2 separate regions of the Mus musculus genome follow, and region 2 is linked to region 1. A link is a contact called in ENCODE Hi-C or POLR2A ChIA-PET data. All regions are on one chromosome and are shown on one strand. The core of a region is the stretch at or near the end of the contact, and the rest is flanking DNA. Distances in the headings are between cores, read along the strand shown.

Region 1 (5,846 bases), core at 1,084-3,583:
GGACCAACAGGAAGCTGCCTCAGCCTCCTCCTGTAGACTCCAACCTAGAGCAAAGCTTGGTACGGTGCCACTGAACCACCACCGTCCAGGGGCAAATCTGGGTGTAGTTTCCAAGGTGAGGGGCAGGGGGGGAGGTGGGTTCTTGAACCTGCCCTTGGGTCTCCCGCCTAACTCTATATCTACATCTAAAGGACACTCTGTCCTCAAACACCCTAGTGTGCAAGAAGGCCTGGCAGTTCTCGTGGGCTTTCGGGAACTGTGGCCAGATCCTGGGGCTCCAGGGGGCACCAGTACCCACCCAGCTTTCTAGTGGCTGCCAATGGCATCATCTGCACACTAGCTCCTCCGCTGACATTTGCAGTCTGGGATTACAGTGGGGGGAGGACTTCCATTTGGGGACCAGCTACATGACAAAGAAGTCAGACTTTGTCCTGTCTGCTCCCTTCCATGGCGATGCCTCTGCCCCCTCACCATCAATGCAGCGACCTCTCGGCTCCCTCGCTCTACCCCTTCCTCCTCTCCCATCACCTTAATTTTTCCCCTCTGTTCTGCCCCACACCCCTCAGTCATCAAGGTGAAATCAGAGAACTCGGAGCTCTATGGCACCTCACTCTACCTCTGGCCGGATCCGGCCCCCTTCCCTCTCCTTTTCCATCAAGGATCTAAAAGCTGACTCCCAGGGCTGTCAGCTCAGTCATCATCCATCACCCAACACCCGAGGGAAGAGAGCAGCCAGGCCCCTACAAATGGTGGGAAGTGGACACCAGCACAGAAGGCAGGGGCCTCTCGGGGCTGAGTGACATGCCTGCCTGGCAGCAGCAGGGGGTTATCAGAAGGTGCTCCGTGGATGTTTCAGGACACATGTGCTCACAGCCTGGCTTTGAGACAGTGTCACTGTCATCACTGGCACCTGAGAGCAGAGGCTCCCAGCTTGCTTGAGCATCCCTCTAACCATGATCTTCCACAGGAAGTGGAGTCCTTAGGGTGGGTGGGAAGGTGTGGGGGGCGGATACCAACCCCTGTTCTGTCAGCTCCCCACACAAACTCCCTCTTCTTTGAAAAGCTGAGCTGAGGACTTTATAATCCTGTGTGACTTTGTGTGTGTGTGTGTGTGTGTGTGTGTGTGTGTGTGTGTGTGCGCGCGCGCGCGTGGTGGTATTGGGTGGACTGGTTGTTTTTAAAGCCCCTTCCAGATGACCTTTAACCTCTGCTGGGGAAATAGGCCTAGCTAGCTGTCCTGAGAGATCCTCCACCCCAAACTGGTGGGCGTGGTTGTGCAGATATCTCCACCCCACAAACCCTCTGAAGACTTGTCTTAGTTTGAAGGTCCTAGACTAAGTTTGGCTTAGTGGCTCGGCCTCTCCACAGCCTCAGTTTCCCCCAGCAGCAAAGGCACCAGCTTCTGAGGGTAGGCTGGTATGGAGTGCAAGGGAAGCCAGCTTTCCCCAAGTCACACATCCTCAAGATTGTAAGTGGATCTGGTTCAAAGAGGGTCTCCCCTGAAGGAGGGACTTTTGAAACAACAGCAGGTCACCTCTCACCACACCACTGGACTGTGGTTTCTGTGATTGTGGCTCCCACTGTGAACAATCCAGTCCTCCAGTGCCCACAGCTGAGATCCTGCAGCTAGGGGGTTCCTTTAGCTGCTCTGGTCCACAGCCACAGTCTCGCAAACCCTGTGTCCCCACAGCCCAGGGATCCCACAGCCAGGGTTCAACAGTCCACTAGTCCTGCAGTCCATGGTCTCTGTAGCTGGGATCTTGGAGCTAGCTCTCTCTCTCTCTCTCTCTCTCTCTCTCTCTCTGTGTGTGTGTGTGTGTGTGTTGTCCCATTATCCGCCGATCCCACAGTCACAGTCGCACAAGCCAAAGACTCCACCAACTAAAAGTTCCAGAGCTAGTGGATCCTGCAGCCAGTGAACTCCTCAGCCCGAGTTACTTAAGGAAGGGATCCCTGGACCCGGAGTGCTGTAGTCCGAGTCCCGCCGCCCCTGCCCGGTTCCCACGCCGCACACTCACCGTCCTGCGGCGCCGCCTCGCTGCCGCTGCTGCCCCCGGACGGTTCGCGCGCCGCTCCCTCCCGCGCCTCGGCGGGCCCCGAAACGGGCCCCGCAGCCCTGCGCCCAGCAGCCGCCACCTCCTCCAGGTCCAGGAGGTGGCTCACCGAGAAGTTCTTGCGCGCCTGGGCGCAATCGCCGGGTGCGGGCGGGGGCCCCGGGCCGGGCGCTGGCGGGTCTAGGGCGAAGGCGGCGGCCGCGCTGTCCATGCCCTGGCCGCGCCTCTGCCGGCCGCCGCCGCCTCCCGCTGCTCACTGTGCCGGATCTCAAGTCAGTCGGTCGGGGACCCGAACTTTCTGCCCTCCCCTACGGGCGGACCGCTCACTAGCCAGCGGCCCGGGCCACACGCCCCTTGTCGGGGCGGACCTCGCCCCTGGCTCCCCTCCCCGCGTCCTGCGCCGTCCGGCGGGAGGCGGGGCCAGGCCGGGGTCCTCGGACTCCCAGAAGCAGTTTAGGGGGTGCCCAAATCCCGTGGGGAGGGGTCTTTAAATATCTCAACCAGAGTCTCTGGAGGTGATGGGTGGGGAATCCGCCTCTGTTTGTTGCATATTGGGGGTGGGGCACCCCAAGAAAGTTGACAGATCCTGTCCCCTCCAGTCCACTCCTTCTTAGACAGGGTCTCATATATTGCAGATTAGCCTCGAATTTGCTACGGAGCCAGGAGCGGCCTTGAACGCTTCCCAGATTGTCCCTCATTGTTCCCACACTGATGGAAAGAAGGAGAAGTTTTCGAGGACCACCCCGCTCCCTCCATGCCGAAAGGAAGGTTCGGGCATGGAGGCTGGGCCTTTTCTCTCATGTTGCAGTGGGTGACACTTATGCGCCTGTCCCCAGAATAGGTTCTCCTAAGGACCAACCAAGTAGGAAGGGGCGAGCTTCTGGGGTGCACAAGGAAGAGACTCAGCAAGGATCATAGATGAATGACAGCGGAGGGAAAGACAAACCAGGTCTATCTTTTATGTAACTTTTTCAAGAAAGACCAGAGAACCAGCGGGTGAGAAGAACGGAGACTCTTCAGGGCTCCAAATACCCCAAGTCTTACCCCAAAACTATTTTCACTCCCCTTGCTACTGCCAGAAAGACATGAAGTCATAGCACCAAAGAGAACACAAGGAGGTCTTCAGGGTGTCAGAGGCGGGCAGCAGGAAACCGTCTCGAGACCCACCCTGGAGACTCTGACCCACCCCGGGGTACCCTGAGTCTCTGCCAAGGACACAGGGATATTGCAAAGGGTCTGAGAAACGATCTAGCTCCTGTTCCCTTGCAGGACAGACCAGGAAAAGCTAAAGCTCATTTTAGTGCTCAGAGAACGACTGAAGTTGGCCTGTCCAAGCTCTTGTTTACTGCGCAAAGTGAGGTCCAGAGCCTATATACGTTGCATTAGGGTCTGGGGAGCGCTGTGGCCACAGTGGTATCCTTCATCTCATGTAGTCACCATTCAGAGCACGATGAGCAGAGATGTCCTACATCAATGCTCGGGCTCCAGCCTCCTGTGTTAATATCAAGACTGTGCTTGGACCTTGAGCAAGTATCTGAGACCCTAGTTTCCTTGATTGCCGAATAAATTATTGAGAGGAGTAAAGAAGTGGAGATGAGGGCAAGGGAGAAATGCTTGCTGTGTGAACACAATGTCACAAGTAAAGGCCAATCGCAGTGGCACCTGTAATCCCAGGGCTCCTACAGCAAGATGGGAGGCAGAAAGATGCGTTTATTGAGGACCAGAATGAGTCCCAGCATCCATGCTGGCCAGCTTACAATTACTTGTAATTCCAGTTCCAGGGGGATTCAACTTCACAGGTCAGAGCACTCACATGCACAAGGAGGGGCGGGGAGAGGGAGAGAGGGGGAGGGGGAGGGAAATATTAAAACATGACATAACTCTTATTTTTAAAAAGATTTGAGGCTGGAGAAATGGCTCAGTGGTTAAAAGCACTGACTGCTCTCCCAGAGGTCCTGAGTTCAATTCCCAGCAACCACATGGTGGCTCACAACCATCTGTAATGGGATCTGATGCCCTCTTCTGGTGTGTCTGAGGACAGCATCAGTGCACCCACATATATTAAATAAATAAATAAATCTTCTTAAAAAAATAAAAAGATTTTAAAAATTAAAAGATGGGAAGTAGAGACAAGCCCTTGGGCCAGCTAGCCTGGTATACAGTACTGAAGGGAGACCTTGCCTACACACATACATACACACACACATGCACACACATGATATACACACATGAAGATCAATTTTAAAACTAATTTCAGGGAGCTGGAGAGATGGCTCAGCAGTTAAGAGCACTGACTGCTCTTGTAGAAGGCCTGGGTTCAATTCCCTACACCCACTCGGCAGCTCACAACTATCTGTAGCTCTAGTTCCAGGGACTGCTACAAAGCATGAACATGCACTCAGGAACACATACACACACACACACACACACACACACACACACACACACACACGCATAATATTAAATACTTTTTAAAATAAATAAATAATCAAATAACTAATAACTTAGTAAAAGAGTGACAGCTGGCACCTAGTAAGTAGCAAGGCTTAACAGTATTTACATTGAGTTCAAGACAGGGCTTCTCTGTGTGGCCCTGGCTGTCCTGTAGACTAGGCTGGGCTTGAATTCTCAGAGACTCACCCTCCTCTGCCTCATGGATGCAAGCCTTCGAGGCATGAGCCATCACAACCAAGGTTGTCTTATTGTTTTGTTGTGCTTCAAGCAGTTCTGGGATGGAACTCTAGGGCTTGCAAGTGCTGGGCAGCTAGGCAAGTGGTACCCCTCTGAGCTGACTCACTAGCCCCGCAATTGCTATTTTTGGAACACCTACTCAGAGCAGTCAGACAGGCTGGTGGTGTTATCTCGTTATCTTGGACCCTGGAGCTCAGAGCACGGGTTTGGCTGAGCTCAGCGCCTTTCCCTAGCTCTGCGGCTGTAAGTCATCCCTTTCGCCCGTAGTCCCCACTCCAGCATCAGCAAAACGGAGGAAGCAGCGGATGGATCCAAATAGTCACATTCTTGCCAATCCTGGGATGAAGGCTAGGTAATAAGTACAAGGTAGCAGAGAGGGACAAGAGGTGTCAGCTGCTGAGCCAGAGCTTAGTCCTGGAGGAAATTAGCCTTGATTCTGCCTGGAAATACAGCCAAGGGGACACCCATAACTGATACAGGGCAGAACTCAGGGACTTGCCTCCCAGAGGGATGGGCTAAAAGAGTTTTCATAGTGATTTGAGCAAATCCTAGAGGCTAACCCAGAGTCAGCAATGAATGGATGATAGGGTCTTCCTTCAACCAGCACACTGGCCCAGGGGCTTCTTGGGACTGGGGAGGACAGAGGAAGGGTCAGGGAGTCCTGCTCTGCAGGGGTTGGAGGGTGGGGATGGGTGGTTGGGTTCTGTGGATAGCTGTTGGCAACCTGGACGTGGGTCTCACCTTGAGGCACAGCCCTGATCAGATCTGTTCTAAAAGCTCACGTGTTAAGGGAGAGATACTATCTTTTCTTTATTCAGAAGTCATCCCAAATTGTTGAGATTTGATTTTATCATTTTAATAAAAATAAATCATTTTATTTATTTGATTGCTTTTGTATTATTTAATCTGGATGTATGCACATACATGCGGAAGTCAGAGGCCCTTGAGGGAATCAGTTCTCTGCTTGCGGCGTGTGGATTCCAGGAATGGACTCGTGGACTCAGACAGGGCAGCAGGTGCTTGGCTGTCTCACCAGCCCCATTACTGAGAGTTTTAAAGCTGAAGTAGAATTGAGAGAACTAAAAGAATCACTATTATCTC
Region 2 (5,401 bases), core at 2,721-5,220, 58 kb before region 1:
TGTAGCTATCTTCAGTGTACACCAAATGAGGGCATCAGATCTCATTATAGATGGTTGTGAGCCACCATGTGGTTGCTGGGATTTGAACTCAGGACCTCTAGAAGAGCAGTCAGTGCTTTTAACCATTGAGCCATCTCTCCAGCCCACTTTCGGTCAGTTTTAAGTGCTGTTTTGGGGATTGACTTTCTCAGCCTGAGACATCTTCTCCCAATGGGTCTCAGGGTGTCCTGCATGGCCCAGACATTGGGTGACCCATCCTCAGATATGTCTTCCAGTGAGAGCCGGTATAGACCCTTCTGACCCAGGAATGGGTCACGTTGGTCTGGCTTCCCCAAGGCCAGCAGGTCATGAAATGTTCCTCCTGACTCCTCCACGAATTTGGGGGAAGGGAACAAGTTGCCTCTCATTTTGGTATCTCTGTCACCAGGCATTCATAAAATTCCTCAACTAAAGGCTTGGCAAGGTCACGGGAGAAGCTGCAGAAAAGAAATTTTGCATCTGAGGAGGAATGTCAGGAGACAAAGGCCAAATGAGAGTGAAAATGTTTCAAAGACATGAAAACCAAGACAAATAAAACAAAAACTGAAAATGCCTTCAAGGTTCCAAAAGCAAAGAGAACTAAGCTAACCAGTCAGAATTTAGAAGGCCTGCAGAGCTCCAAAGGCCAGCAAGCAGGCCAAGCAACTCAGATCGAAATGCTTTCAAAGTTTCTAAACAAATTAGACACCCACACCGAAACATGGTCATTGAAAGCAGACCAGAAAGGTATTATCAAAGGGGGACTTTCTTTATCCAGCTCGGAATAAAGTCTGGAGCCATTTTGAGTGACCATGACCCCGGAACACAGAGTCAGGTTACACCATGGTCCAATGTGAAAGCAGTTTCATGGAGTTCACATGGTTTCACAGAGGAGAGACAGTCACGAGTTAAAGGGCAAGTTTAAAATGCATTAGTGGGTACATCAGAGAAGGGGGTACAGGAGATGGCGGGAGCTATTCCATAGGCCTAAGGTGTTCTCTAAAGGCACCATGGCTTTTGGCTAGGTAGAAACTAGTTCAGTACATCCTAGGAGGATTTTTAACCTATTGTCATGAGATGTCTGTTCTGATATGGAGATACGGGAATTGTAACATTCCAACCTGTGCACCGCCCTGAATTCCTAATCAGCCATCAGTCTCTTCGCGACACAGCCTCCGTCCAGTTTTCCCTCACAGGCAGATGCAGCTTCTTAGGAGTCTTTGTTTATTGCTGGGATGGTACTTTGTCTGCTTCAATGCCGGAGCGTGTAGCCTTGCTCAGGGTCAAGCAAGGCATGGCTGTCCCTCTACATCCCTTAGCCCATGGAGGGCTGCACACTAAAGGCCCCTGTGGCTGGATCTGGTTTATGATCTGGTAGAACATAGAGCCTTACAGAAAACAGCCTAACCACTGAGATTTATATGTAGTAGTTTTCTGGTGCTCGGGGATGGACCAGAGCCTCAGAAACACTGGACAACTGCTCTGCTGCTGAGCCACAGCCCTGGCCTTTGACTGAGGACCTTATTGTGTTTGTTTGTCAGTGAATGTGTGTGTGAGAGTGTGTATAATGTAAGTGTGTAGCATGTGCCTGTGTCTGTATGAGTAGTGGCCAGAAGAGGACATCGGGTGTCCAGTTTTATCACGCCTGCTTTCTGCTTTACTCTCTTGAGATGGGATCTCTCAGCAGACCTGGAGCTAGACTGGTCAGACCCATGATCCTCAGGCCTCTGTGCAGCACACACTGGCGTTACTTACTGGCTGTTACACGACAGCTGAGGATTTGAACTTGGGTTCTCAGGATACTAAGCGAGTACTCTTACCACTGAGCCTTATGTAGTCTAGGGTGGCCTAAAACTCAGTGTGTGTCCAAGGTTGACCTTGAATATCTGATCCTCCTGTCTCTACCTCTGGAGTGCCATTTTGATGGTTGGCTCTGTGTGCGTGTGCGTGCACACACACATATACATTCAAGGACCATGGCGTAAGTATGGAGGTCAGAGGAGCCAGCTCATCGCCGAGCTTTTTGACCTGAAGCAGATCCCTGGCAAGGAGAGCAGAAAGCTGGCCTCGTGCCCAGATCCCCATCCTGTACCCACAAATAAAACCTGCTTTAGAACAACCAGACCTTTCCATGGCCAGTTCCCTGGGAGATATTTATCTCTTATCTAGTACTGCTAAGCCTTGTGTGGTGACCCTGCGCTTAGGAAACACAAACACCTTGTCAAGCATATCTTTAGTTCAGATTGTAAATCAGGGAGAAGCCACCCACAGCCCCAGCAGCAAGGATTCCCTCCTGTCAATCCAGCTAGACAGGAACCCTCTTCTGAGTAGGGGGAAACGGAGGCTCTGGTGTCCTCAGCGAGGAAGAGCTACTGCGTAGCGGGTGCTCTGTATCCTCGTTTGTAGACATGAATATTTTTCCAACTTAATCCTTTTTACACTTATTATCCATGAGTATACTCTCCAGCAGAGGACAGCCTGCTTAGGTGGATTCTATCTTCCCACCATGTAGATCTGGGAGAGAATCTCACCTATTCAAGCTGGTGGAGTGTACCTTTCCCTACTGAGCCATCTCATCAGCCCTGACTTTTGAGACAGGGTTTATTTAATATATCCTAGGCTGGCCTCACGTTCACTATGTAACCAAGGATGGCCGGACATATATCTCCAACCAAGACCCTTATAGTTCCAGCAACTGCTATGGTGTGTGTGTGTGTGTGTGTGTGTGTGTGAGAGAGAGAGAGAGAGAGAGAGAGAGAGAGAGAGACAAGATAGTCAGTTTCATTTTATAGCTAGGGAAATTGGATCAGAGCCCAGAGCTACATTGGTGCTCTAAGGACTGGCTAAGTTTACAGCCGAGTGGGGTTCAGGCTAGTTGCCCCTAGATCTCTTGCTTTGAGGCATGCATGGCAGGCTGATGGTGATGTTCCTTTGGCCTGATTACTGTTCTTTACGATCTAGCTGACTGACGAAGGGAGCGAGCAGGGAAGGTGTGTATTTGTAATTTGCTGGCAGCAGAGGCAGGGGGATGCTCGGAGCTCACTGGCCCGTCAGGCTGGCAGAATGATGAGCTCTGGAGCAGTGGAAGATCAGACCTCAAAATGTAACAGGGCCAGGCTGTACTGGTGCATGCCCTTCGTCGCAGCACTGGAAGGGCCAAAGCAGGGAGCTCTCTGAGTTCCAGGCCATGGGGGGTAGATAGTGAGGTTCTCTCTCTCTCTCTCAAAAAAGGAAAAGAGAAAAGTTAGGTGCTTAGGCTAGTGAGACCTGAATGTGACTCACATGGCAGAACAAAACCATCATCAGCAAGTTATCTTCTGACTTTCATACAGGTACTGTGGCACACAATAAATAAATAAACATAATTTTAAAAGAAATTAAAAATTAAGATGGACATTGAGAAAGTCATGTGACAGCAGCTACTGGCTTCCACGCAAAGGTGCACACACGTGAATATCCCCACCCATATGCAAATACACACACACACACACACACACACACACACACACACACGAATTGGTAATTGGGGGTCTGTGTCCTGTTAGAGGATGGCAGAAGGATCTGTCTCCTCACCTTCCATCTTGCAGAGACAACCCACCTCCATGGCTGCATGTCCAGCATTACAGCGGCCACACATTAGCATAAATGCCCTGGTTCTCACGCTCTTTCGGAAGGTGGGCATGGGTCAGTGATATGCAGACTGGGGTCGGAGACCTGATGTTAAGTGAGAAAACACTCTATGTAGTCTGAGGCTTTCAAAAGAACAATGGTCCTGAGCCAAGGATGGCGTGGGACACCTCCATTCCTCTGCTTCCCACCCCCCACCCGGACACTTGGAGCAGAAGTCTCTGGGTTCCTTCTTGACTTGAGCAGGGGGCCTGCTGCGGGTGATCAGGGTGGGCGGGGAGTGGGCGGGGGTGACCGCCTACTCAGGACTTGGCCCGCCTCCTCCTCTCCATAAGCCGCCTGTGGGACAGTCTCACTCTCAGTCCCGGTGTCCCCGAGTTGAAGTCCAGGCCGGCTAGCCGAGATGCCTTCCCCGGGCCTGGTGATGGAGAGCGGCCAGGTGCTCCCGGCCTTTCTGCTCTGCAGCACACTGCTGGTCATCAAGATGTACGCGGTGGCTGTCATCACAGGCCAGATGAGGCTGCGGAAGAAGGTACGTTCGCTGGTGGAGTGGGGGGGGGGGGGGGCGCTGGAGGAGAAGGGGATCAGCACTCTGCTGGCTTTTCCCTGCAAGAAAAGTCTAGGGACTGAAAAAACGTGGCCGAGATGTGTATGCCGGCGTGCGGTGGGAGCTGCTTCAAGGCTGCCGCCACCACAGCCCTTCTGGGAGCTGGCTTAGCCTTCAGCTCCTGAACCCTCTTGGTTTGAGAGTACTGGGGGGCTCCCTTGCGAGTGGAGCACAGGGACTCTTGACAGCGAGAGGTGTCTGGACCTGGCAGTTTCCCGGCAGGCAGGGAGATCTCATATCTGGGTGGAGTGGGAACCCGCAACGCAGGAGCCTAAGAAGTCTTTCCGTGGAAATTCCCACTCCCCATGGACGCCGCACACACTTGTGGCACCCTAGAGGGTGCCTTGAGGGACCACAGACATTCTCTGGTCCCAGTCCCGGCAAAGAAACCAAAGTAAAAGAACCTACGTGGAGCTGGTGGGAGTGGCCAGGGCTCCCAGACCCCTTCTAGGGGTCCATTGGAAGCGCCTAGAAAGTAGAAGCAGTGAATCATCTGCCCTTTACAGACACTTCCCCCTAAACCAACATCTGTCCAGCCCAGAGGCGAGGGACTCGGAGTACGGGGATGGGACGGGGTGGGCCGCTTGCCCTCCTGCCAGGTTCAGCCCCTGCCTGGGGCAGGTACTGACAGGAATGAAGGCAGGGCCACCCCTGACTGACTGACTGTCTCTCATTCTTCTGCTTTGGTTTGTCCTGGGACACAGATGCCAGGGAGAGATAGCTACATTCTGTTCTTGTCCCTTCTGTAGGGCCCCCAAAGTTGAGCACTAAGTCACCACCAGGAAGGCAGTAGGAGTTAGCTTACCCTGGTTTTCCAGTGAGTTAAGGAGAGGTCTGCCTACTATGGGATCCTTCCATCCCCTTTGAAGTTAACTCTGGCTCCCGAGCCTGACTTCCTCTAGGGCTCCTCTCCCCATGGGAGATGCAGGGGTGGAGGAAAGCCTTCTCTGCTTTGGGCCCTGGGCTCCTCTATTTCTGCCAAGTGGGACCAGGGAATCACACTCTGCATTGAGAGGACGGGAGCCGGCTCAGGATCCTCTCCCCAGCAGCCTGGAGATGTGGCTCTGAGAGGAAGCTGGAGACTTGAATGGTGAACACACCACCCATGCTGGTCCTTAAGACTGGTTCCTACTGGAATCTGCTGTGAAC

What was found. Hi-C counts contacts between places; a loop is a spot of excess contacts on that map. ChIA-PET counts read pairs that join two places held with the same protein, here RNA polymerase II (POLR2A).
Region 2: a map of regulatory T cell shows a loop between it and region 1 (1.9-fold over the local background). The contact joins the promoter of Ptges here to the promoter of Prrx2 in region 1. A Hi-C loop is called at or near these places in 1 of 37 maps with a recorded cell type or tissue (regulatory T cell). POLR2A ChIA-PET finds 5 or more read pairs at or near these places in 2 of 5 experiments (Patski and embryonic stem cell).

Annotation. Positions count from the first base shown.
Region 1 is chr2:30,841,854-30,847,699 of GRCm38, reverse strand. Prrx2 (paired related homeobox 2) reads right to left here and starts at 2,333. Exons shown (of 4, transcript NM_009116.2): 1 at 2,019-2,333. The coding sequence starts at 2,265.
Region 2 is chr2:30,901,866-30,907,266 of GRCm38, reverse strand. Ptges (prostaglandin E synthase) reads left to right here and starts at 3,970. Exons shown (of 3, transcript NM_022415.3): 1 at 3,970-4,177. The coding sequence starts at 4,049. It overlaps Gm52550 (a long non-coding RNA gene), which reads right to left and starts at 4,012. Exons shown (of 3, transcript XR_003954020.1): 1 at 3,948-4,012; 2 at 3,617-3,732; 3 at 2,793-3,239.